2 separate regions of the Mus musculus genome follow, and region 2 is linked to region 1. The links are chromatin loops, found by intact Hi-C in ENCODE. Cell type or tissue: left cerebral cortex. All regions are shown on one strand. Links, peaks and the distances in the headings refer to the core of each region. The heading gives the core; the rest is flanking DNA. Region 1 holds the start of Isy1 (ISY1 splicing factor homolog). Region 2 holds the start of Copg1 (coatomer protein complex, subunit gamma 1).

Region 1 (12,119 bases), core at 2,063-10,062:
ATCGTGTTGTCTCATTGAGGATTCTTAAATGTTTTACTTTTTTAAAAATTCTGTGCATATGGGTGTGAATGTGGAGGTCAGAGAACAGTTTGTAGGAGGCGTTTCTCTTACGTGTAAATTCCAACATCAAACTAAGGTCATCAGACTTGCTAGTAAACACTCCCCTCATTTGAACTGTGAGCTGGGTGTAGTGGAATACACCTGTAGTTGCAACATTGGGAGGTTGAAACAGTATTAACATAGAGTTCCACATCAGCCTAAGATGGATAACAAGACCTTAAAAAAAAAAAAAAAACCCAAAACCTAAAAGCTTTGTGGGTTTTTATCCAAGGTGTGGCTGCACACCTGTAATGCCAACACCCGGCAATCAGGAAGATCAGAGTTTAAGGCACCATTTTCAGCTACAAGGCAAGTTCCAAGCCAGCCTGGGCTACTTGAGATCCTGGATGAAAATAAGTCTTAGAAGTCGGGTATCAAGACACATGTCTTTAGCTTGAGGCTAACCTGAGCTACACAGGCCAGCAGAACAACCTAGTGACACCCCCCCCATGTCTTAATGTGAAGAATGACCATTGTTTGGAATAAAATATTTTAAGACAATGGCCAAAACCATTCAAATTCAAAAATTCCTCTCCTTAAATTTAGAGAGAATTGGCCTGGGCCTGGCAGTGGGCTCTCGACTGCTCATGATACTGCCAGTTCTCAGCCTAAGCTGGTGGTTCCTGATTAGGGTCATCTCTCAGAATAAGGAAGGGGGTGGGAAATGGAGAGGGCTGGGGTTTGTTTTTAATGTGCTAGGCATTTAACCTAGTGTTCTTTCATTTCATGGGAAGTAGAGGAATGCTCATCTCTGACTTCATTTCCATTGGCTCCCCCTCCCCCCAGCCAGAAAAGGTCAGAACTCCACAAATCTCTGAATGTGAAATATCAGTGCTTTAGCAATGCAGAAATTAAGAGTTAAGGCAAAAATTCTTGGGGCTCCTGACCCAAAGCACCACCGACAATCATTTGGTTACATCCCCACAACCTATTTGGAAGAAGTGGGGGACACAGAATCTAGTTGGGTGACCGGCTGCCCACTTACATATATGTTCTAAAGTATCTGTCAGAACCTGTTTGATCCTGAACTACTAGTTCACGCCTCTGCTGAGATCTTGGAAAGCCGATATAGTGAGCTGACCATGGCTGAGATGTACAGCCAAAAACGTCTGCCAAATGCATACCAAAACAAATATTCTGGTTCCTGTCACCTACATCTGACTGCAAATGTCACTGGTTTTTAGCTCAATAAATGCCGTATACCTGAGCTTTGATGCAGTGTGCTTTGGGACAAGAGCCTGCCCACTAGTTGCCAACTAATAAGGGACTCTAATTTGGTCTTATATGCACGGTGGTAACATTCTTGCATGGACTATGACAGGGTACTCTCCTTAGTGTTGACTCAGTGGGAGAGCCCACCACCATTTCCAGAATCCATCTCTGCTAAGTGACTCACGTAGTCTCTAACTTCCCACTTGCTCCAGGTAGCTTTTTCTTCTCTGGACCTTACTCCGTATTTCATTTTCTTCTCATTACGTTTTTGTTTTTCGAGTCGTTTCGTGTGGCTATCCTGGAACTTAACTTTGTAGACTAGCTTCAAACTTCAAAGATATGCCTGCCTTCTGAGTCTTGGGATCCAAGCTGCCTTTTTCTTTAGTTTTTGAGGCAAGTTCTCACTATGCACCCCCGGCTCGCCTGGATTTCCTCTCTATGAAGACCAGGGTGTCCACCAGTTCACAGAAACTGGCCTCTTTTGCCATCAAAATGCTGGGATTGAAGGCATTAGCCAACAAGCCTGGCCTTATCTCTGTATTTTATTTTAATTAATTAATTAATTTGTTTTTTCGAGACAGGGTTTCTCTGTGTAGCCCTGGCTGTCCTGGAACTCACTTTGTAGACCAGGCTGGCCTCGAACTCAGAAATCCGCCTGCCACTGCCTCCTGAGTGCTAGGATTAAAGGCGTTCGCCACCACCGCATCTCTGTATTTTAAAAGATGTGGTCTCTGCCTTCTGGGAATGTGTGGAGAGAGAGCTGATTCCTTGGCTTAAATGTTTCTTTCACGATCACATCTGTCAGTTTCATGGAAACAGCCACCTTTAATAAAGAATAATGATAATTATACACGTTTCTTAAAAGGAGGACGATCATAGTCTCAGTCACTGTTCAGCTCCAGGTAAATGGCAGGCAGCGGTGAAGAAGCCTCCCAGGAAGACAGGTTCGCCCCAATGGCTATGGTTTGCCCCAGTGCCTGCGCCTGGCGGGTCCAGGCAGGTGACAGAACTCCACGCAGGGTCCCTAGGGGCTATGAACACTCAGTGCATTCAGAGAGGTGCAGTCATTTTCAAAAAGGTCATCTGCTGTCATAGAAGACTCAGGAAGGGCAGAGGCAGGCGAATCTTTGACCGCAGTTACCAGCAGAACGAAACCAAACGACAAATGACGCACACATTCCTGCCGCGCAAGCGTAGTCTTGCTGACTTAGGCGCGGGATGACGCACTGGACACGCGTCGGCGGGAAGCCGCCTACCGAAGCTCCACTGCAATTCTCTCCCCTCCCTCGTCCTCCCTCCCTCGCTTCCGGTCCTTAATTTCCGGTCCTTTCCATTTAGTCTTCCGACAAAAAGACCAGACTGTCCGCTGTTTTCCGTTCCCGCGTCTGCCTGCCTTGTTCCGGGCGCCTGAGCACGTTGCGTTGCAGAGCGGCGCCAGGGCGCCCTCGCCGGCACCATGGTGAGTGCGTTGGGGAAGGGATGGGGCTCACGGGGGACCCGAGGTCTGGGCCAGTGTGCGGCCTCGGGCTCCCTGGCCTATGCCGGGATTCTTTTCCCACCTGGCGTAGCTGTAAGAAATGGCAAGAAAACTGAGTTTGGGAGCTGTATTGCGTCTTGGTGGTTCAGTCTGGGTGAAGCACATTATGCGTAGAGACTGAACGGCCCGGGCGTTCTCAGGTTCCACGGATAGGACCTTTTAAAGGGCAGGGTCTCCACGCCTTTGCTTGCCTGAAACCGAGGACAGAATCTGACATTCTCTAGACGTGTGTGACATAACCGTGAGTGAATGAATAGGATGGGCTGATCTGTTGAGAGGTTGTGATTCTCGGTTTCATTCACTCAAGAAGCGTTTAATATGGAAGTATGAGATCAGACACAGTGTTGGTTCAAAGAGGCGCAGTTACTGTAGTAATTTCAAAGTAAAGTGTCCGTGGACCTCGAGAGATGGCCCAGTGATCAAAAACCACTTCACTTTGGTTCCCAGCACCCACATGGTTGCTTACAATCATCCAAAACTCTAGTTTTAGGGGATCCAACACCCACTTGTTAAGTGACACTAGACACTCATGTGGTGCACTTACATGCATACATGCAAAGCACTCATACACATACAAAAAATATTAAAAAATTAAAGGTAAAAATCCCCTTAAAAGTATACGGAGTGGCTTTCATACTTCTGAGATTTATTGATGTCTTTGAAATCTGTATAGTCTTATCTACAAAACCAGCCCATTTTGGTAGATATTTATCTATATGCATATACCAAATTATGTTTAAGGATCAGGTGTAAGTATATGCATAACCACGTGCAAAATATGGACACATTCAAATATATAGGCCTTCTTGTCAGTCTGTGCTTTATAATACTAAGTAGAAAAAAAACATTAATACACTTTGGGCGGGGTGGTATTTACACATACATAGGGGCAAACAGATACATACTCCTGTTAAATAAAACAGATGCATAAACATTTAAGGAAGCCATGGAATGCTTACAGAGGATGTTTTGGACACTACAGACTGTTGAGAACAGAAACCTAAAAAGGAGAGGAAACAGTGGTCTTGAACAGCTACTTCTGAAGGAGGGTGTGTCCTGTATTGATGTCATGTTCATATATCCACCTTCCACTGGCCAGGTTCCTTTCAGAGTTGATTGGAAGGGGCAATCTGAAGGGCAAGTTAAATTAAACTCATCTTGCTGACTCTCTAGACTGTGTGTCTGTTTCTGCTTGACTTCATGCGTTTATCTGAGTAAGTCATCATAACGTTGCAAGATAAAAGCTACAATATGTGCTGTGAAGGGAAACTTAGATTTTGGTGAGACCACGTCTCAGTGATGGTGAGAGGAAGAGCTAGGAGCAAAATCTCTAGTTCCAAATTCAGCAGGTGCGCTTTCTGTGTAGTTCACAATCCAACTGAAAAAAACTGTTCTCTTCCTGATCCTGTGTAACATTTAGGGACCATTGACTTAACACTGCTGCGGCAGCACTTAAATGAACATCACTTTGCAAAAGCCAGTCTTGATGCTCTCCTCTGATAGCCACTGGCAGCAGACAGACAACTAGGCTGTTTTCTGGTTAGAGTGGTGTATGGTGGTGCATACGTTATCGTATCAGGAGTGAGAGAGGGGTCAGAGAGGTTAATAGATATGATCACAGTACATTCTGCACATGTGTATGATTTTAAAAAATAAAAACCAGCCTGGTGATGGCAGCGGCACATGCCTTTAATCCCAAAGATCGGGAGCCAGAGGTGGCCAATCTTTAACTTCAAAGACAGTCTAGTCTACAGAGCAAGTCTCAGGACAGCCAGGGCTACACAGAATATGCTGTCTCAAAAAGCCAGAAACCAACCAATGGTAGGTTTAGATTTTTTACAACCTATTTTTAATGAGGGTTCTTAAATGTTTTAATGTCCCTTCTAGTCCATCATCCATCAGAGGCAGTGGAAAGGAAAGATTAACAGAGCAGAGGAGGATGTGTACCTGTTGAGAAATAGTTCTTTGGAGCAAATCTAATTTTCATTGTCAGGATATCAGCATTTTAGTTTACACAGATCAGCAGTATTAGCTAGATCCATTCACAAATACCATCATGAGTCAGCAATGGCGGGACTGGAAAATACCATTCATGAGTAAGCAGCGGCGAGTTGATCCAGAAGAAACTGCAAGGCTCTGGCAATTGGCCTGAATCTGCAGAAGTGGCAAGAAGCTGCTGGAACATCACCAGAAGTTTTTTTGGTTTGTTTTCCTCTATGAAGTCATGACAAACAATGACTGACAAAGAATGCTAAGGCCTACCAATACCATCCAGCATCACCCACTGTCTGTTGGACTACATTTATATCCTTTCCAAACATCACATGTTCTCTCTAGCGTCTACTCTATCAAAACATCACATTCCCCTTTTCCAGACTGCCTTCAGACAACACCACATGTCTGTTCTTAGCAAAACATCCTCCCATGGGTCTGCTTCAGCAAAAACATCCTCTCATAAGACAGTTTTCAGTAAGACATCACATCACACAACTGAGTTTCCAAAGAAACCAGAAATTTCTATATCGCCAACCAACCTACAAACAAAACAGTAGAAGTGATAAAGATATCCTAGGGCCAGAGGAATTGGCTTAGTGGTTAGGAGCAGGTTCGGTGCCCAGCACCCATGTCAGGCGGCTGACAGTTGCCTGCATTCTAGTTCCACGGAGCTGATGTTCTCTCCTGTCCTCTGCACACACACAGTGCATGCACAGACAAGCAGGCACACACACTGATGGATTAAAACGTACGACTTAAATCAATCACAAGAAAGACAGTTATTCTAAACTTGGTGTTTTCTTCCCTTGTCTCCTTCTAGGCCCGAAATGCAGAAAAAGCCATGTGAGTATCAATTTTCTTGGGGCTGAAAAATTTGACATTTGGCACAGAGCTTGTATGAGATCCCTTTGGTAGGAATCTTTTTAGAAGAGGTTTCTTGTCCCCAGGTGTTAAAGCAACCTTTCTTTGTTTGCTTGTGGTTTTTTTTCCCCCATTAATGTTGTCTGACATCTTCCAGAACTTTCAGTGAGTAAACATTTTTCCTCTTGAAGATGAATTGGAAATGATGGGAAGGGCAACCTGATGTTAATCTTTTAGCTCGTCTTCCTTTTTTTTTTTTTTTTATTTAAAAGATTTATTTATTTATTATATGAAAGTACACTGTAGCTGTCTTCAGATGCACCAGAAGAGGGCGTCAGATCTCATTACGAATGGTTGTGAGCCACCATGTGGTTGCTGGGATTTGAACTCAGGACCTTGGGAAGAACAGTCAGTGCTCTTAGCCGCTGAGCCATCTCTCTAGCCCCTTTTAATACTTCTGTATATTGCTTATCACAGTGTGATAAATAGCAGTTCCCCACAGTCTATATATGCAATGTAAATAAAGTAGATATTTGAGTGCCCAGAAACACAAATGATGTTGGAGGCCTATCCCTTGGAACATACAACTCCTTAACTACTCTGGTTTTTTTATTACCATTTGCATGAATGCTGTTAGCTGTGGTCATGAGCAGATCTACCCCATCCAGGAACTTGAGTGCTAAGAAATCTAATGGGGTCTTTTGTGTGCCTGCAGGACTGCCCTGGCGAGGTTTCGTCAAGCTCAGCTGGAAGAGGGAAAAGTCAAGGTGAGTGAAGCACTCCCTGGGAAGTACCAGGAGCAGATGCAGGCTTCGAGCCGCAGCTCTTCCTGCTGTGTTTGCTGAAGAGTTTGTACACTTGTGCGTCTGCTTAGCCTCTTTTCTGTTGGCATGTGATTATCTGCCTCCCGCTTGCCCCTTATTATTCCAGCTTTAATATTGACTAGAAGAAGGTAGAGAGTGGACCTGGAGAGATTAAATATTTGTATATATTTATTTTAACTATACACAGTTCCTGGAGTAATTATATATCCTAATTATATAGCTTCCTAAGAGATTGTACAGTGATGGTTAGGAATTGAATATCCTCTAGCACTGTGACTTCAAGTATATTTAGAGCATTAAATATTTAAGGTTTCAAGGCTGAATCGGTTGTGGATGTCACATAGGTGTGTACAGAGCCCAGTTACCATGTGTGTTACTCTCACCCTCCTTAGGAACGGAGACCCTTCCTTGCTTCTGAATGTACTGAGTTGCCGAAAGCGGAGAAGTGGAGACGGCAGGTATGTTCAGTAGAAATAATGGCTCTGCTTGCTTCTTTTTACCTCATCAATGATTATTAACCAAATTTTTTTTTTTTTTTGAGACTGGGTCTCTTTTTGTATTCCTGGCTAATAGCTGTGTATACCAGGCTAGTCTCTAATTCACAGATCTGCCTGCCTCTGCCTCCCTAGTTCTAGGATTAAAAGCTGTTTTGTTTTTTGTTATTGTTGGTTTTTGTTTTTGTTTGTTTTTGTTTTTGTTTTTTTCGAGACAGGGTTTCTCTGTACAGCCCTGGCTGTCCTGGAACTCACTTTGTAGACTAGGCTGGCCTCGAACTCAGAAATCCGCCTGCCTCTGCCTGCTGAGTGCTGGGATTAAAGGCGTGCGCCACCATGCCGGCTGTTTTGGTTTTTTGAGACAGGGTTTCTCTGTGTAGCCTTGGCTGTCCTAGAACTCTCTGTAAACCAGGCTGACCTCGAACTCACAGAAATTGCTTGCCTCTGCCTCCCAAGTGTGCACTACCACTGCCCAGTGCTGTTTTTTAAGACATAGTCTCACTTTGTATCTTGGCTGGCCTGGAATTCATTGCATAGGCCAAACTGTGTGTGAACCCACAGAGATCTTCCTTCCTCCGCCTCCCCAGTGGTAGAATTAAAGGTGTGCGCTGCCACACCTATAGCCTTTTTTTTGCGTGTGAATTACCGGTTTCTTGTACTTTCAGATATGTTCAAAAATGATGAGATGTGCCTGTTGCTTTCCACAGATCATTGGCGAGATCTCAAAAAAGGTTGCTCAGATTCAGAATGGTAAGCTGCCTGCCTGCTAAAGCGTCCTAGAGCCCAGTCAGATGTGGGGCCGGTGTGAACGCTGCTAAAGTGTCCTAGAGCCCAGTCAGATGTGGGGACCGGTGTGAACGCCGGCCAGGTGTGGTGCGTGCGATCCCAGGGTCAGGAAGTGCAGGCAGGAGCTCAGGGCAGCCCTCACGGCCACACAGCACGCTGGAGGCTAAGACCAGCAAACGAGTAAACACAGTTTTGTCAAGTTTGACCTCGTTGGCATTTATAGAATGCAGCACCTAATGGCATTTCATTTAACTTTATTATGTTTTTTCATTATTTAGAACAATTTTAAATTTAAATATATTTTGATCATATTCTTCCCCTCCTTCAAGTCCTTCTAGACCCTCTCCCCCTCCCTACCCAACATTTTTTTTTTAAAGATTTATTTATTATATGTAAGTACACTGTAGCTGTCTTCAGACACTCCAGAAGAGGGTGTCAGATCTTGTTATAGATGGTTGTGAGCCACCATGTGGTTGCTGGGATTTGAACTCTGGACCTTTGGAAGAGCAGTCGGGTGCTTTTACCCACTGAGCCATCTCACCAGCCCCCAACATTTTTTTTTTTTTTTTTTAAAGATATGTTTTTTTTTTTAAGATTTATTTATTTATTATATGTAAGTACACTGTAGCTGTCTTCAGACACTCCAGAAGAGGGCGTCAGATCTTGTTACAGATGGCTGTGAGCCACCATGTGGTTGCTGGGATTTGAACTCTGGACCTTCGGAAGAACAGTCGGGTGCTCTTACCCACTGAGCCATCTCACCAGCCCCCCAACATTTTTTTTAAAAAGATGTATTTATTTATTTATTTTATGTATATGGCTACACTGTAGCTGTCTTCAGACACACCAGAAGAGGGCATCAGATCCCATTACAGATGGTTGTGAGCCACCATGTGGTTGCTGGGACTTGAACTCGGGACCTCTGGAAGGGCAGTCAGTGCTCTTACCCACTGAGCCATCTCTCCAGCCTTCTACCCAATTTTAAGTTCTTTCTCTAAAAGCAAATGGTAGCACAATACAACAACAAAATCCCCCAAACCAAGAAAACGAAATACTCCCCCCCAAACAAAACAGAACAAAGAACAAACCACTAAGCTGCAACCAAATATAAATGTAAACACACTAATAAATGGTGGTGCCCAGTATCTGTCTGTCTATCTGTCTGTCAACTACTCCTGAGCATGAGGTCTGTCGTGGAGTGGTTGATATACCCAGTGTTGTTCTATTATTGAAAACTGATTTTCCCTGTCCCAGCATGCATAAACAACAGTCCAGTTGTTAAACTTTACTGTAGTGGATAGGTTTTTAATCATTCATTCATTTATCCATCTTAAAAAATAAATAAGATAAAACAAAAATTATCACATCGAAATTGGACAAAACAAATCAACAGAAGGAAAAGAGCCCAAGAGAAGACAAAAGAATCGGAGACCCATTCATTCACACTTCAGGAATCCCATAAAAACACCTAGCAGCAAGCTGTCATAGAAATGCAAAGGATATGCTGGGAGCTGTGCAGGCCCTCTGCATGTTCAGCCCCTAAGTTCACATGAGGTTTCCTCATGGTGACTTAGAGGGCCTTGTTTTCTTGGTGTTTTCGATCCCCTCTGGCCGGTACACTCTTTTTTTTTTTTTTGCCTCCTTTTGTGAGGTTTTCGTTTTGTCTTGTTTTTGCTTTTTGAGATAGGGCTTCTCTGTGTAGTCCTGGCTGTCCTGAAACTCGCTCTACAGACCATGCTGGCCCCCAACTCAGAGGTCATCCTGCCTTTGCCTGTCAAGTGCTGGGATTAAAAGCATGTGCCACCACCGCCCTTGGAGGGACGGGATTTGATGTAGACATTTCATTTAGGGCCGAGTGTCCCTTCTCTGTGGACTGTCTGGCTGTGGGTCTCTGTACTGTCCCCTCGGCTGCAGGAGGAAGCTTCTCTGGTGATGGCTGAACAAGGCACTGATCTCTGAGTGTAGCAGACTGTCAGTGGGACTGAATTTATCACGGTTTTTTCCCCCCCTTTTTTAGATTAGGATTATTTAGTGTTTGCCCTTGGTCCCTGGGCTGATCACCCAGCCAAGCAGTGTTAGGTATGGGTTGTATCTTGTGGAGCGGGCCTTAGGTCAAGCTAATTATTGTTGGTTACTCCCACAGCTTTGAGCCACCAATTGCCCTAGCATATCCTGCAGGCAGAACACCATTGTAGTAAAGAGTTTGTAGCTGGGTTAGTGTTTACGTTTCTCTCTCTCTCTCCTTTTTGTTTTTTTTTAAGACTTATTCATTTATTATATGTAAGTACACTGTAGCTGTCTTCAGACACCCCAGAAGAGGGCATCAGATTTCATTATGGATGGTTGTGAGCTACCATGTGGTTGTTGGGATTTGAATTCAGGACCTTTAGAAGAGCTGTCAGTGCTCTTAACTGCTGAGCCATCTTTCCAGCCAGTGTTTCTCTTTAGAGCATGTAGAGTATGGTCCTTTACCAGAGATGCTGGAATGTAGGGTGAAGGCTCTATGTAGACACTGGCTGAACATCTCCATCTTCAATGAATTGTGTAGATGTTGTCTTCAGCAATTGGGCTGTGCTGTGCAGTTTTTGGACAAGCAACTTGTAGTCTTGGCAACAGCCTGGGTTGTTTAACAGTTCCTGTGGGGTTCCTTGGACAACAACTCAATTAGATGTAACACAATTTCGGTACTAGAAGTCTAGTTTGGTGATAAGAGTCGATCACTTTCAATATGTATATATTTTAGAAGTTTCTTCTGTATTAGGCTTCCATACTACCCCTTTTAATATTAGCTGTCTCTCCCTGTATTTCCCTCCAACTCTCCTACCCTTGTTCCCACTTGATTCTCCCATTCCAGCCCCCCATCTATCTGTGACTATTCATTTCCCTTATAGGGGCACACAAATTATTCACCAAAATAGAACATATTCTTTCTAAGCTATATCACAAATGTCAGAAAATTCAAAATAATTGAAATCTTACAAATTAAGTTTTCTGATTATAACAACAGGAAGAAAAATGCCTACATACTTAAAAATTAACATGTGCATGTGTATATGTGGAAATTCAAACACTTTTGTGTTGTTACCATTTATAAAATCAGCAAGTAGGAGGGTCAAGCAGGACAGCCTTGTGTTTAAGGACATGACCCAGGTTTGAAAACTAACCAAACACACTACTTGAGATGGTCCATAATTTCTTTCTAGCACACAGGGAGACAGGCAGGTGGATCTCCAGGTCAGCCTGGTCTGCAAAGGAAATTCCTGGACAGCTAGGGCTATACAGGGAGAAACCCTGTCTCAAAGAAGAAAACGAAGAAAATAAAACAAACAAATAAACAAAAAAGTAAAAAAGAAAAGAAAACCAATCATACAGATAACAGCAAAGGGCTGGGGAGCCGGCTCAGTGGTTAGGAACACTAGCTGCTCTGCTCTTCCAGAGAACCTGTGCTTGGTTACCTGTCTCCACTTCAGCTTGCTTACACCTAGCTCTAACTCCAGCTCCTGGGGATCCAATGCCCTCTTCTGACCTCTGCTGGTACCCACATATAGGTGTTAGACATATATACACACATATAAATAAAAATTGAAACCCCACCAGGAAACCAGGAATATTTACACAGTATATGTCTGTTTAGGTGGTGCCGGGGATTGAACCTAGGGTCTTGTACAGTTGGTCTTCCACTACTGAGACATACTCCAGTCTACTTGTATATAAAGCTAACAGATATATTCAGTTTGTTTGCTGAAAACAACAAAATATTACTGAAAGGAATTAAAAGATGTTAATAATAATATGAAGAGATGCTGTATTTCAATATGGTAGGACTGTGCATAGTAAACGTTTCCTTTTCTTCCTCTTCTCTCCCTTTCTCCTCCTTCCCTTCCTCCATCAGCTGTTCTGGAACTCACAGCTATCCTCCTGTCTCAGCCTTCCTAGTGCTAGGGTTACTGGCATGGACCATCACACCCAGCTTTTCTGTTGATACTGTTTGAGATAAGGTCTTGCTATGTAGCCACCATTTTTTTCCTGCAAATGCTAGCAAAAAGGATCTGTTTATTTATTTTATGTATATGAGTACACTATTGCTGTCTTCAGATACACCAGAATAGGATATCAGATCTCATTACAGATGGTTGTGAGCCACCATGTGGTTGCTGGGAATTGAACTCAGCACCTCTGTAAGAGTAGTTGGTGCTCTTAACTGCTGAGCCATCTCTCTAGCCCCCTTCCTTCCTTCCTTCCTTCCTTCCTTCCTTCCTTCCTTCCTTCCTTCCTTCCTTCCTTCCTTCCTTCCTCCCTCCCTCCCTCCCT
Region 2 (12,119 bases), core at 1,425-9,424, 52 kb before region 1:
TGTTTTCAGTGTCCCTCTCACCTGGACCATGATGTTGTCACTGGACGCCGCCTCCTGGGCCTCGTTCACCCAGCGCTTGACCACATCGAAGCTGCATTTCAGCAGGTGCTGCGGGCAGTGGGACTTGTTAAAGGGTCAAAAGGAAAGGTGCCCTTCTTGTCATACTCCTGTCATCTCTCATATGCAGCCAGGCCCTCCTCACTATCCTGAGCCCAAGCCCATGAATGGACAGACAGACAGCTGTCAACCCTCACTCTTCCCGCCTGGCAGATTTCCTGTCTGATGCCAGTCCTGACAACCTACCATGTAAGGGGTGGGTCAAAGCCACTCACCCCAGCTCTTCCCAATGAACCCAGAGTGTCTGATTCCCCTCTGACAACGGCCTCAGACATTTTATTCTACCTTCAACCCACCCTTGCAGGCCCCAGTCACAGCTATGTACCAGGGAAGACACGAGGGCGGAGCTGGAGACACTGGGAACCTTGTCCACAATTGCTTGTTTCATGTAGCGTTCAACAGCCTGCAGCATGGTGCTCTGTGGTGGGAGAACGCGGGCTCAGACGTAGAAGCAACGGGGTGCAGAGCAAAGCAACCATTTCAGAAGCTCCTACTGAGTCAGTCCCTCCCACCCGGCTCCTCTACTTGATTCAGACAGCTGCAGACAGCCGAGAGTATGCTCGAGAGCTTGGGAAGCAGGTAGAGATGGAAGGACTCACGTCAGTGATCTGGCAGAGGGCACGGACAGCAGGACCGCGGTAATTATCCTCTTTCCCAGTCATGTCTTTTGTCAGGCTGCCGGGGAAAGGAGGCACTGTTGACATGCGGGGGTCATAGGCCATCCTTCTTCTCTAGTCCACACCACCACACCAGTGATGTGATTACCACACCAGTCTGCTAGCTACTGCTCCCTTCTGTTCTCACCCCTCCAAGCCAAACAACAGCTCCAGGGAGTTTCACGGAATTCAAGACAGACTACATGCTTGCAATCCCAGCACTCAGGGACAAAGGCAGGAGGATCGCCATCAGCTCAAGGATTCATAAGCAGCAAACAGAGCAGTGTCTCAGTGAGATGCTTTCCTCTGCAGGCCTCTCACCTGCCACTGCTCAGCCTGGACCTTTCTCCTTCCCAATCTAGCTCATGCTGGAGATCTTCTCTGATCCAAAGTCAAGCTGTTGTCTGAAGGAACTCTGGCCAGCCTGAGCATGGTGAGCATGGCTCTGGCAGCCTTGGCCCTTCTCCCCCATCCCTTCTGCCTTGTGAAAAGCCACTAGATCACATTTCTAAAGCTATCTGCCAGGGATCATTCCTTGTTAGCCACATCCTCCTACTGAGGCTGACTACATAGGTCCAGTAATCAAAAGCCAGCTTTGGCTCACCTAATTAACATGTCCAATTACAATTAAATACCTCCTCCTAACACTTTCCCCCCTTTAACTTTATTACTATTTGCCTATTGGCCATGTCTGTCTCCTCTCTATCCAGGACGCCACTCCAGGACAACCATCCCTGCCCCTTCTCCCTTGTTCCTTCCCCTTCTCCCTCATCTTCTGTCTGTCTCTTATTCCCTTTCCTCTGTCCTTCTGGAGCAAATAAATCTCCTTTATGCTAAGAATTTGGTCTTCCGGGTCCTTCTGTTCTGTTTTCATAGTCTTTTACAGTTCCATAAACCATGTTAGAGCCCCACTGCCTGATTATTTGCTGGTAAATCCTAAGGCTACAGAGACTGTGAGTTATATAACAGTTTCCTCCGGGACTGAAGCATTCCATCCTGCCGGACAGCACCTCAAACTCTCTGTAGCTGGACTGACAGACGGGTTTATGCCTCCTGATGTGGATGCTAAGAAATCAGCCAGAGATCTTAACCCCTGAGCTATCTTTCCAGCCCCAGGAAATATCAATGCCCCTGACTCTGGCTGTATGGTCCCTCTCCTCAGATAGCAATGTCAAGAAGAAATAGAAGAACTGGGTAAGAGGCAGGGATGTTGTGTGGTTTTGTTTTATTTCATTTTTTGGAGACATCTTGCTATGTAGCCCAGGCAGGTTCAAACTGGCAGCCATCCTCCTGTTTCTCCCAAATGCTGGGAGAACAAGTGTGCAGCACCAGGTCCAGCTGTGACTCTCAGTTCTCCAGGACACGGAGTATATATTCGTGACGTCTGTCCCTAAATTACTCAGCCTAGCGCAGAAACCAGTACTGGCTAATAGACTTGCTCATTAACTTCCTGCACCCTGTTTTTCTTTTCCTTAGCACTATCTAAAGACTTATGAAAGCTCCATGCTGGTTGTATTGTCTAAGGAGGAAGAAGAAAGGCAAGGCCTAGGAAGTGAGAAATAAGCAGACCATTCTAGAGGCTGGCATAGGGTGGGCTAAGAGGAAAGGGCACAGAACAGATGTCAAAAGGCTCTTGGCTGTACATGTTGTCTCTGTCAATGGATCCCACCAGAGGAGCCACCCCTGCCCAAGACATGCCTGCTTGTCACAATGATGACATCCTCAGCGATGCAGGACATCTCCTTGATGGTCAAATAGCACATGCGGCGGAGTGTGGGCTGAAAAAGGCATGGAGAAGACCTGATCAGCTTGGTGGGAGAGGATTAGAGTCAGGAGAAGCCTGATTCTGTGGACGGCAGTCTATACTGACAGGCAGACCTCCTGCCACCCTGCCATGGGTGCAACATCTGCAGAAACGCACAGATCATCAGTGTACTTACATCATTGGACTGGAAGAGCTTGGTCATGGCAAAGAAAGCCTCAGTTGCTTCCGTGGTCCCCAGGTGCTCCCCCTGTGGGAATCAGAAAAGCCACAGGTTTGGACAGGAGGTCAGTAGGCTAGACCTTTGGAGCCTGCAGGCACTTGAGCACAGGCAACAAATGAGAGCCGGAAACTTAAGAGGACCCAGGCCTAGACTGTTGGTTCCAATCACAGAGCTGTCAAAAGCGTAAGGGTACATCTCCATTTACACAACCTCCCCTGTATTCCCTGCCAAGTTCATCTTGTTACCTGGTTTATGAGATAAAGGATCTTGGTGAGGATGTGAGCACATTTCCGGGGATTGATGGGAGTTTCGTTAAAGACCCGAGCCTGTGAAGAAGCAACCATTACCTCTAGCCTAGTACACTTTTCTACCACAGCTGCCCCTCAGTTCATGAAGGGCCTAGAGAACCATAGGGTACGTATTAACTCAGTCCACATAAATGTATTCTCAAGTGGGAAGAGTTTATTTATTTATTTAAGATTTTATTTAAGTATACGAGTACACTGTCGCTGTCTTAGACACACCAGAAGAGGACATCAGATCCTATTACAGATGGTTGTGAGCCACCATGTGGTTGCTGGGAATTGAACTCAGGACCTCTGGAAGAATAAGCAGCCAGTGCTCTTAACCGCTGAGCCATCTGTCCAGCTCCCAAGAGTTTATTTTTCTTAATTTATCTACTAACCATACCAGAAGTCTTCCCTTGGGCTGCCCTAATACTAGCCACACTAGCAAATACAATGAATAAAGTCCCATCTTCCTGGACCCAGGCTTTATAAACCAGCACTCCATGTATGTTAGTATCTGACAGCAGGGCTGGCAGGTATTCCTGACCAGACACAGGCATGGTGGCACTTGCCTCTTGGAGTACGGCACTCTTCTCCAGGTGCTGGAGGGGGTTGGAGCCTCCACCTGCAGTGCACAGAGAAGACTGATTACGGTTGTGATCTTGAATGAACTGCTTTTCTCCTTTTTCCTGTGCTGACACAGACTCTCATGTATCGCATGCTAGCCTTTAACTCAAAATGTAGCAGAGGTCGGCTCTTGTGCATCTGATCTTCCCGCCTCGGCCTCCTGGTTTACATGGTACTGTGGATCATACACAGGGCTTCACCCAAGCTAAGCAAGCACTCTATCAACTGAGTTACAGCCCCGAACTGTGACCCTAAACCTGCCAAACACGAGGAAGAGAGAAGGAAGTCTCTATCATCTACCAGAGGCCGTCAAGGCTCTCTCACAGTCACCTAAGCATTCTTTCTGAGCATTTTAGGGTTCAATAATTGGCACTGATCTATGCAACCAGAACTTAAATGAATCTATGTGTCGGAGACAACCAACACTAACTAACCTGTGACTGAGTTTCCCTGACAGCAGATATTACATTAAAAAATTATGCATGCGATTATCTGGTTACTGTCTGGGCTCTCCATCCTAACATTCCTATTGCAGGCATCTAGTATCGAACTTGCTTTAGCTACTGTAATATTATGATCAGTGAGGTGCCTGATGTTCAGTAATTGTAGTTTATTGAATGAATGAAACGGTCAGGGTTATTAACTGTAGGACTGGTTACACCCAGATAGGCAAAGAATTATCGCAGCAAATACCAAGAGGTCGGGTGAAATGCAAGGTAACATCCAGCCTGGGAACCTCCTCTGACAAGATGGGGAAACTGAGGCCCAGAGAGGAGTGTTACCCGCACAAGGTCACGCAGAAATCCTGGCCAGAGCTGGAGAGGGCAAACAGCACGTTTCCTCCGAGAACAGATATAGATGGACCTGCGCACAAGCCCCTGCCCCTCTTGGGCCTCGGATCTGGCTCTGACAGAGGCCCGGAAGAAGGAAGCCAAGGAAGGTCCCATGAACCCCTACGAGGATCTGACCTCCCCAGGTCTTTCAAGGGGCCCTCACCAGACTCCTCGTCCTTCTTGTCGAATTTCTTCAACATGGTGTCAGCGGTAGCTCCACGCAGCAGGAAGATGCTCAGAGTAGCGGTGAGAACAGCTTCTCCCTGCGGCTTCCGTACTCCCGCCCGCCACGTCGCCCTGAGCACTGCACTATGGACTGCGCCTGCGCACTCTGTTGTCTGCGCCTGCGCACAACTGCGCCCACCTTTTTCATTGCCTGTCCGGAGATTGCCAAAACCTAGGTGGAAGAGGGCGGAAGGGGAGGGGTGAGACCCAGGAAAGTGGGCGTGGCTAGACACTGGAGGCGGAGCCTAGACCTGCGGTTGCGGGTGCTCCGCTTCTGCGCCCCCTTGTGGTCCTGTGGCTGCTGTGTTTGCAGTTACCCCTGGCTGAATTTAAAGGGCATTCTGATGGGAGGGTTGCATGCAGCACGCTGACCCCATACATGTTCCCTGCTACTCTTTATTGTCATTTTCCGGAAGTAAGTCTCACTAATAGGTTATTTTTCCGCCACCGGTAAAATGAGCCAATTCAAGTCAGGTTAGAATATTTTAAGGGCAAATTTATTGGGAAGCTGCTCTCAAACAAGTTCACTGGCCCCAAGGATTGAGGCCAGAGGAGTCACCATGACAGAGATGGTGGTGAGAGGGAAAAGGGCATCTGTTGCTAGCCAAGGAACCGATTCCATCCGAGTCTAGCTTTGTAAGGCAATGAATAGAGTTATGTACATTTGTGCTTTAACATTGAGATATAACTGGACATAGCGAGTAATTTCAACACTCATGAGGCAGAGAAAGGAGGATGAGAAGTTCAAGGCCATCCCCCTGCACCAGACCTACATGACTTCCACCTCAAAAAATAGAGCCAATGAGATGGCTCAGCCGCTAAGTTAAGGTGCTTGCTGCCAAGTCTGAGGGCCAGGTTCAGTTGTGAAAATTATTAAATGAGTCTTTTCTACCAAATACTATAAAACTTGTGGTTTGACAAGGAATTCAAATATTGTTGCTGACAAATTGGCCCACAGAGAAGATGAGTATTAGGCAAGGGGAGAGGGTGAGGCAAGCCAAGCCAGATAGTTAGGGGAATTTAGCAGCTCTGACTTGATAGCAATCAGGCCATTTCTGTAACTCTGACTTACTTATTAGAGATCAGGCCATTTCTGTTGCTCTGACTGACTAGCAACCAAGAGCGTCTTTATTTACACAAGTTTCACAGAACAAAGACAAGCTAATGATTATCCAGTAGTACAAAATATGTCTGACTTATCATTACATAACCAGGGTTAAAAGCTCAGTTACAAATAGAAAATATAAACAACAGATTTTATTCTTATTATCTGCCCTATAACACCAATTTAAAGAATCTAAAGACTGTCTCCTCCAAAACAAACACACTTACTATGTGGCAGGCTGCTTGTAGGCTGGCAGTGTTTGCAGTTTTAAAGCACTCCAGACAAACAGGAAATATCTGAATTGGTCTTTTTATGAGCTGCAAAGATGACTATCTAACTTCATTATATGTTTTATCATGTAAAACATGATTAAACATGATAAACATAGTAGAAAATGTTTATTTTAGTCAATATAAATTGTTTACTGAGTTTATTCCTCCAGGGGTATGCCCTGTATGACTCCCTGTCTTTAAACTCCATTTTCAGAGAGCTTTAAGCCTATAATAAAAAAGAGACATTGAATCTGTAATCTATTTTGGACAGAGTTCATCAATTGTCTGTTTGCCCTCCATCAGTTATCCTTCGTGAGTTTGCTCAGGGGCCGATACCCCAAGCCGATTCCTGGAGTAATGGCCTCATGGAGCTATGTGCTTATCTGTGGTTAATGATCTCCAGGGCATAAGGAAGACTTCCAAATAAAGTTAATTTTAGGATTTTTCTTAAAGACTCAGACATAATTCATAATTTTCCCCAGGAAAAGACATAAACTGAATCATAACACATACAGTCCCCAAGAATGCAACATGCAGGGAACAAAACCAAAAGTTAGAGTTAGAAGAGCATCGATTGCAGCAGTTGGCTCGCTCGGCTTTGCTGGAACTGTGTGAGGTAGCCAGTGAGCATGGCTGTACCACCTAGCAATGCTTCATAGTACTTTTTTCTCTTTTTTCCAAGACAGGGTTTCTCTGTGTAGCCCTGGCTATCCTAGAACTCACTCTGTAGACCTCAAACTCAGAAATCCACCTGCCTCTGCCTCTGCCTCTGCCTCTGCCTCTGCCTCTGCCTCTGCCTCTGCCTCTGCCTCTGCCTCTGCCTCTGCCTCTGCCTCTGCCTCTGCCTCTGCCTCTGCCTCTGCCTCTGCCTCTGCCTCTGCCTCTGCCTCTGCCTCCCAAGTGCTGGGACTAAAGGTGTGCGCCACCACTTCCTGGCTCGTATTACTTAATATTATAGACTATACAGATGAAACCAGAGAGTTGGCTGCTGATTCCATTCTTATAAAAACAGCCATTTGGTGCATTAGTCAGGGTTTTAGGTTTTTAAAATGTATTTTTGCCCTGAAGTGAGTGTTAATTTGATGGGAACTCTGCTTTTAAAAAATCACTACTTAAAGCCGAGCATGGTGGTAGATGCCTTTAATTCCAGCACTTGGAAGGCAGAGGCAGGCAGATCTCTGTGAGTTCAAGGCCAGCCTGGTCTACACAGTGAGTTCTAGATCAACCAGGGCTACACAGAGAAACCCTGTCTCAAACAAAAACAAAAGTTCTAATAAAGTTTACTCTTGATAAAGAAATTTTTTAAGATTTATTTATTTGTTTGTTTGTTTATTATATATGAGTATATTGTTGCTCTCTTCAGACACACCAGAAGAGGGCATCAGATCCCAGATGGTTGTGAGCCATCATGTGGTTACTGGGAATTGAACTCAGAACCCCTGGAAGAGCAGCCGGTACTCTTAACTGCTGAGCCATGTCTACAGCTCAAAAAAGAAGTTTTAAGGAAGGAAATAGAAGACTATCTGTCTTCTTTCCTTGAGAGCATTTGGTGTCATCTTGAAGAATCATTGCTTAAGCCAAGATCATTTTCATCTCTGTTCTCTTCAGAGAGTCAGACTTTTGATTCTTATATCTAGTACTTTCATCCATTTTGATTAGTTTTTTTTTTAACATCTTTTGTGGCTAAGTAGGCCATAATACTAATTTTTTCAAAGATTTATTTTATTTTTTAATGTATGTGAGTACACTTTTGCTCTCTTGAGACACACCAGAAGAGGGCACCGGATCCCATTACAGATGGTTGTGAGCCACCATGTGGTTGCTGGGAATTGAACTCAGGACCTCTGAGAAAGCAGTCAGGGAGAAGTGGGAGAGAGTATTGCATGCATGTATGAAATTGTCAAAGAACAATTACAAAAACGAGGGGCTGTAGAGATGGCTCAGGGATCAAGAGCAAGCATTTGCTGCTCTTCCAGAAGACCAGCACCACTTGACTCACAACCAATGGTAACTCTACCTCCAGGGGATGTAATCCCCTCTTCTGTCTTCCAGGGCACCCACACACATTTTTGCACACACATGTACACAAACAAACACAAAAATAAAAGTTAAAATCTGAAAATGTAATGGTATTATTCTAATATTTTTGTCACCATAGTACCCAAATTAAAAAGGAAACGTACAGTGTATTGTAGGGTTTTCAGGTCTTCCTCTGACATCACCAATTCTTTCTGTTTTGTTTTTCAGAAGTCAGAACATGAGATAGGAAGCTAGGCCCTACCAGTCCACCAAAATGACTTGGAAAGAGCATGAATGTCTGCTCAGTGTAATGAGGAGATGCAGGACCATCCTTGCTTCAGGAACAGTCTCTGGCCTCATAAGACAAATGCTTGTTTAGCATGCAAGAAGAGTCCCTGAGTTTGATGCCCATTATTACATAAACTGTGTATGAAGACACATACTTGTAACTCCAGTACTCAGGAGGTAAAGGCAGGACTACAAGGTCAAGGGCATCATTGGCCATGTAGTGAGTATGAAGCTAGCCTAGGATACATGAAACTCTTTCTAAAACAAAACAAAACAAAACAAAACAAAACAAAACAAAACACACACACACACACACACACAATCTCAGTGGAGACTGATTTGTTTTTCCAAAGTGAAAAATAATTTATCTGTTTGTTGGACAACCATGATACTTCCCTGAACCAGTGAGATGCACCTGCTTACACTGGGGAAGCCCAGCCCGCTTTCTTCAGTATCCTGAGTTCATAACAACCTCATCCAAAACCCCTGTCAACAGAAACTCCCAGAATCATGTTTGCCCAAAGACCTGGCACTTGAGGCTCAGGTGAGTTGACATCTAAGGTAAGGGATCCCAAGCTATCTCTCTCTCCACCTTCAGAATGTTTGCTGTATCTAGTACCTGGCACAAAGTACATGCTCCAAAAATAGTAGTTAAATGGCAGACCCAGATCCCAGCACCGGTTTGAACAACTCCAGGTTTATGTATGTATTTATTTTTACAAGACATCCCCTTGGGTTGGATGGATAGCTTAGTAGAGTTTGCCTGGCACATGCAAGGCCCTGGGTTTGATCCCAACACTGCAAGAAAGCAAATGAGTAAGACCTGCTTTCTGGCTGGGGATGGAACTCTGGACAAAGGGAAGGGAGGAAGAAAGGGAAAGAGAGAGGGAGAAGGAAGTGGAAAGGGGGAGAATGGAGGGAAGGAGAGAGAGAGGAAGAAGGGGGGAGGGAGGAGAGAAAGGAAAAGGAAGGGGAACAGAAAATCCCCTGCTGTCGGCCCCTTAAGGTTTCATGGGGGGAAATGCATAGACATCAAATTAATGTCTCTGTAGTGGTGTGTTTCCTTTCATATGATACAATCAAAAAAGGCCTGAACTGGGTGTTTTGTAGGTTCCCAGATCTTAAGCAGTGAAATCACACACACACACACACACACACACACACACACACACACACACACACACACCTTCATCTTCTTCTGTATTCTGGTTAGCAGAGCAGGCTCCTGGAAGCTGCTTCCCTGTTACTATGGCACCCACAGAGGAGAAGCAGCATCTGCAAGATCCTCCCTCCGCCTTGCAGGAGGGGTGGTGTAGGAAGGCCTGCCAGTGATTCAGCAGGAGCTGGTGACACTGAAGTAGAAAGGGTTGGCACATCGCCACCCACAGCAAACTGAAGAATGAGGACAAGGGATAAAGCTAAAGAGAGTGTCCGTGACTATGTCTCCCAGGCTTCCCACCAAGGTCACGGTGCATGAGGACTTCCAACCCTGGGCTGTGCCTGAGTCCATAAGTTTTTATACTTAAAAGACCTCGGGAACAGGTCTGTCTTTCCCATCATAGTCCCCCCCCCCCCAGAAAAATACACGACACTCTGGGATGTACACAGACAGATGTGGACAGAGATAGTGCACATCTTCACTGGAAAGGACTCGGCTCCATGAGTTCCCCAGGAAGTGTTGATGTTGGTGCTGGGCCTTGGGCTTGAACGTACTGTGAAAGGTCAGTCTCTGAGGTGATTATATTTTCTGAGTCTAAAAATATCCGGGGGTGCTGGTGCTGGTGCTGGTGCTGGTGCTGGTGTTGGTGCTGGTGGTTGGAGGCTTAGCAGTTAAGAACACTCATTGCTCTTCCAAAGGATCTCCATTCTCAGCAACCGCAGGGCAGCTCACAGCTGTCAGTAACTCCAGCTCCAGGGGATCAGACACACCCTCTGACCTCCAAAGACACTGGGCACACAAATAGTGCACATAAATGCATGCAGGCAAAACACCCACCCACATTTACACACACATACACACATCATCATTACCACCACCACCACCACCACCACCACCACCACCACCACCACCACCATCAGAGGCCTCCTACATGATGTTCATGATTCTAAAGACAACCACACAAATTGGTGGGGTTGGTTGGAGAGAAGGCAGAGACATGAACTGCCTACGAGACAAAAATCTCAGTATGGTTGTATATGAGCTAAACAAGGCACTAGAAGAGAGGACAATAAGGAGAGAGAAGGGGCAGGGGAGAGGGAATATATTGGGAAAAATAATTACTATTTACCCTTCATAAAAGTAGCCATTGGGCTGGAGAGATGGCTCAGCAGTTAAGAACACTGACTGCTGCTCTTCCAGAGGTCCTGACTTCAATTCCCAACAACCACATGGTGGATCACAGCTATCTGAAATGAGATCCAGAGCCCTTTTCTGGTGTGTCTGGAGACAGCTACAGTGTACTCATATACCTCAAACAGATAAATAAAAGAAGTAACCATCAAGAAAAGGAAAATGGCCGGGCGGTGGTGGCACATGCCTTTAATCCCAGCAGAGATTAAACTCAGGAGCAAGAGACAGGCAAATTTCTGAGTTCGAAATTTGAGCCTGGTCTACAGAGTGACTTCCAGGACAGCCAGGACTACACAGAGAAACCCTGTTTCGAAAAACAAAACAAAAACAAAAAAACCCAAACAAACAAAAAAAGAAAAGGAAAATAATAAAACTATACATTTTGGTACATTCCTGTGATTCCCAGGCTCAGGAGCCTAAGCCAGCTTGGCCTCAGTGAGGCCCTGTTGTGCAAAGAAGGGAGGAAATCAGTATCTGGTATTGTGGTGGTTTAAATAGGCCCATGGGACGTGACACTGCTAGGAGATGTAGCCTCATTGGAATAGGTGTAGCCTTGCTGGAGGAAGTGCATCGATGTTGGGGTAGGCTTTGAGATCCTATGTTCAAGTTCTGCCCAGTGTGGAGAAGACCCTTCTCCTGGCTGCTTGCAGAAGACAGTCTCCTTCTGGCTGCCTTCAGAACAAGATGTAGAACTCTTGGCTTCTCCAGCAAGAGTCAGCTTGCACAATGCCATGCTTCCCACCATGATGATAATGGACTGACCTCTGAAACTGTATCCCAACCTCAGTTAAATGTTGTCCTTTATAAAAGTTGCCTTGAGGGGCTGGAGAGATGGCTCAGTGGTTAAGAGCATCGACTGCTCCTCTGAAGGTCCTGAGTTCAATTCCCAGCAACCACATGGTGGCTCACAACCATCTGTAATGGGATCTGATGCCCTCTTCTGGGGTGTCTGAAGGCAGCTACAGTGTACTTACACATAATAAATACATACACAAATATATTTGTAAAAGTTGCCTTGGTCTTGGTGTCTCTTCACAGCAATGAAACCCTAAGACAGGTATGTTCGGGAGGGGTGGGAGAGGTCTCCTGTGACCAGAGTGGCAGCAAGGAACAGAAGCAAAATCATGAGCTGGTGGGAACCAAAGGTGAAACACTTCAGGGCTTGTTCCTGGCTTCCTTCCAACTTCGAAGGGGAGATGAGAGGACAGAACAGCAGCCCTGACTGGGAACGCTCCCTGCCACAACCTGCAGGCCCTTTGGAGTGGATGACAGACACAAATAAAGTAAGGCTGGAATCAGATGGGAGATACCAGCCCAGAAAGTCAGCAAGTTTCTTATATACATAGCCGTGAGGA

What was found. A loop is a pair of places that touch in the nucleus more often than their neighbours do. Peaks named below come from ENCODE experiments on the same cell type or tissue, not always from the same donor. Only the 100,000 strongest peaks of a DNase experiment are listed, where the experiment ranks them.
Region 2: it touches region 1 in a loop (2.4-fold over the local background); 10 of 42 quality-filtered maps call a loop at or near these places.

What each region holds. Positions count from the first base shown.
Region 1 is chr6:87,829,295-87,841,413 of GRCm38, reverse strand. It overlaps Isy1 (ISY1 splicing factor homolog), which reads left to right and starts at 2,655. Exons shown (of 11, transcript NM_133934.4): 1 at 2,655-2,770; 2 at 5,664-5,686; 3 at 6,420-6,471; 4 at 6,921-6,986; 5 at 7,730-7,772. The coding sequence starts at 2,768. In left cerebral cortex, for the core only: CTCF peaks have their summits at 2,351, 2,591, 5,992 (motif pointing right) and 8,611 (motif pointing right); a DNase peak (open chromatin) is centred at 2,579; H3K4me3 peaks cover 1,588 bases; H3K27ac peaks cover 1,331 bases.
Region 2 is chr6:87,880,622-87,892,740 of GRCm38, reverse strand. It overlaps Copg1 (coatomer protein complex, subunit gamma 1), which reads right to left and starts at 4,801. Exons shown (of 24, transcript NM_017477.2): 1 at 4,669-4,801; 2 at 3,618-3,670; 3 at 3,004-3,084; 4 at 2,714-2,785; 5 at 2,472-2,551; 6 at 717-792; 7 at 443-535; 8 at 22-108. The coding sequence starts at 4,705. In left cerebral cortex, for the core only: a CTCF peak has its summit at 5,034 (motif pointing left); a DNase peak (open chromatin) is centred at 4,897; H3K4me3 peaks cover 1,366 bases; H3K27ac peaks cover 1,688 bases.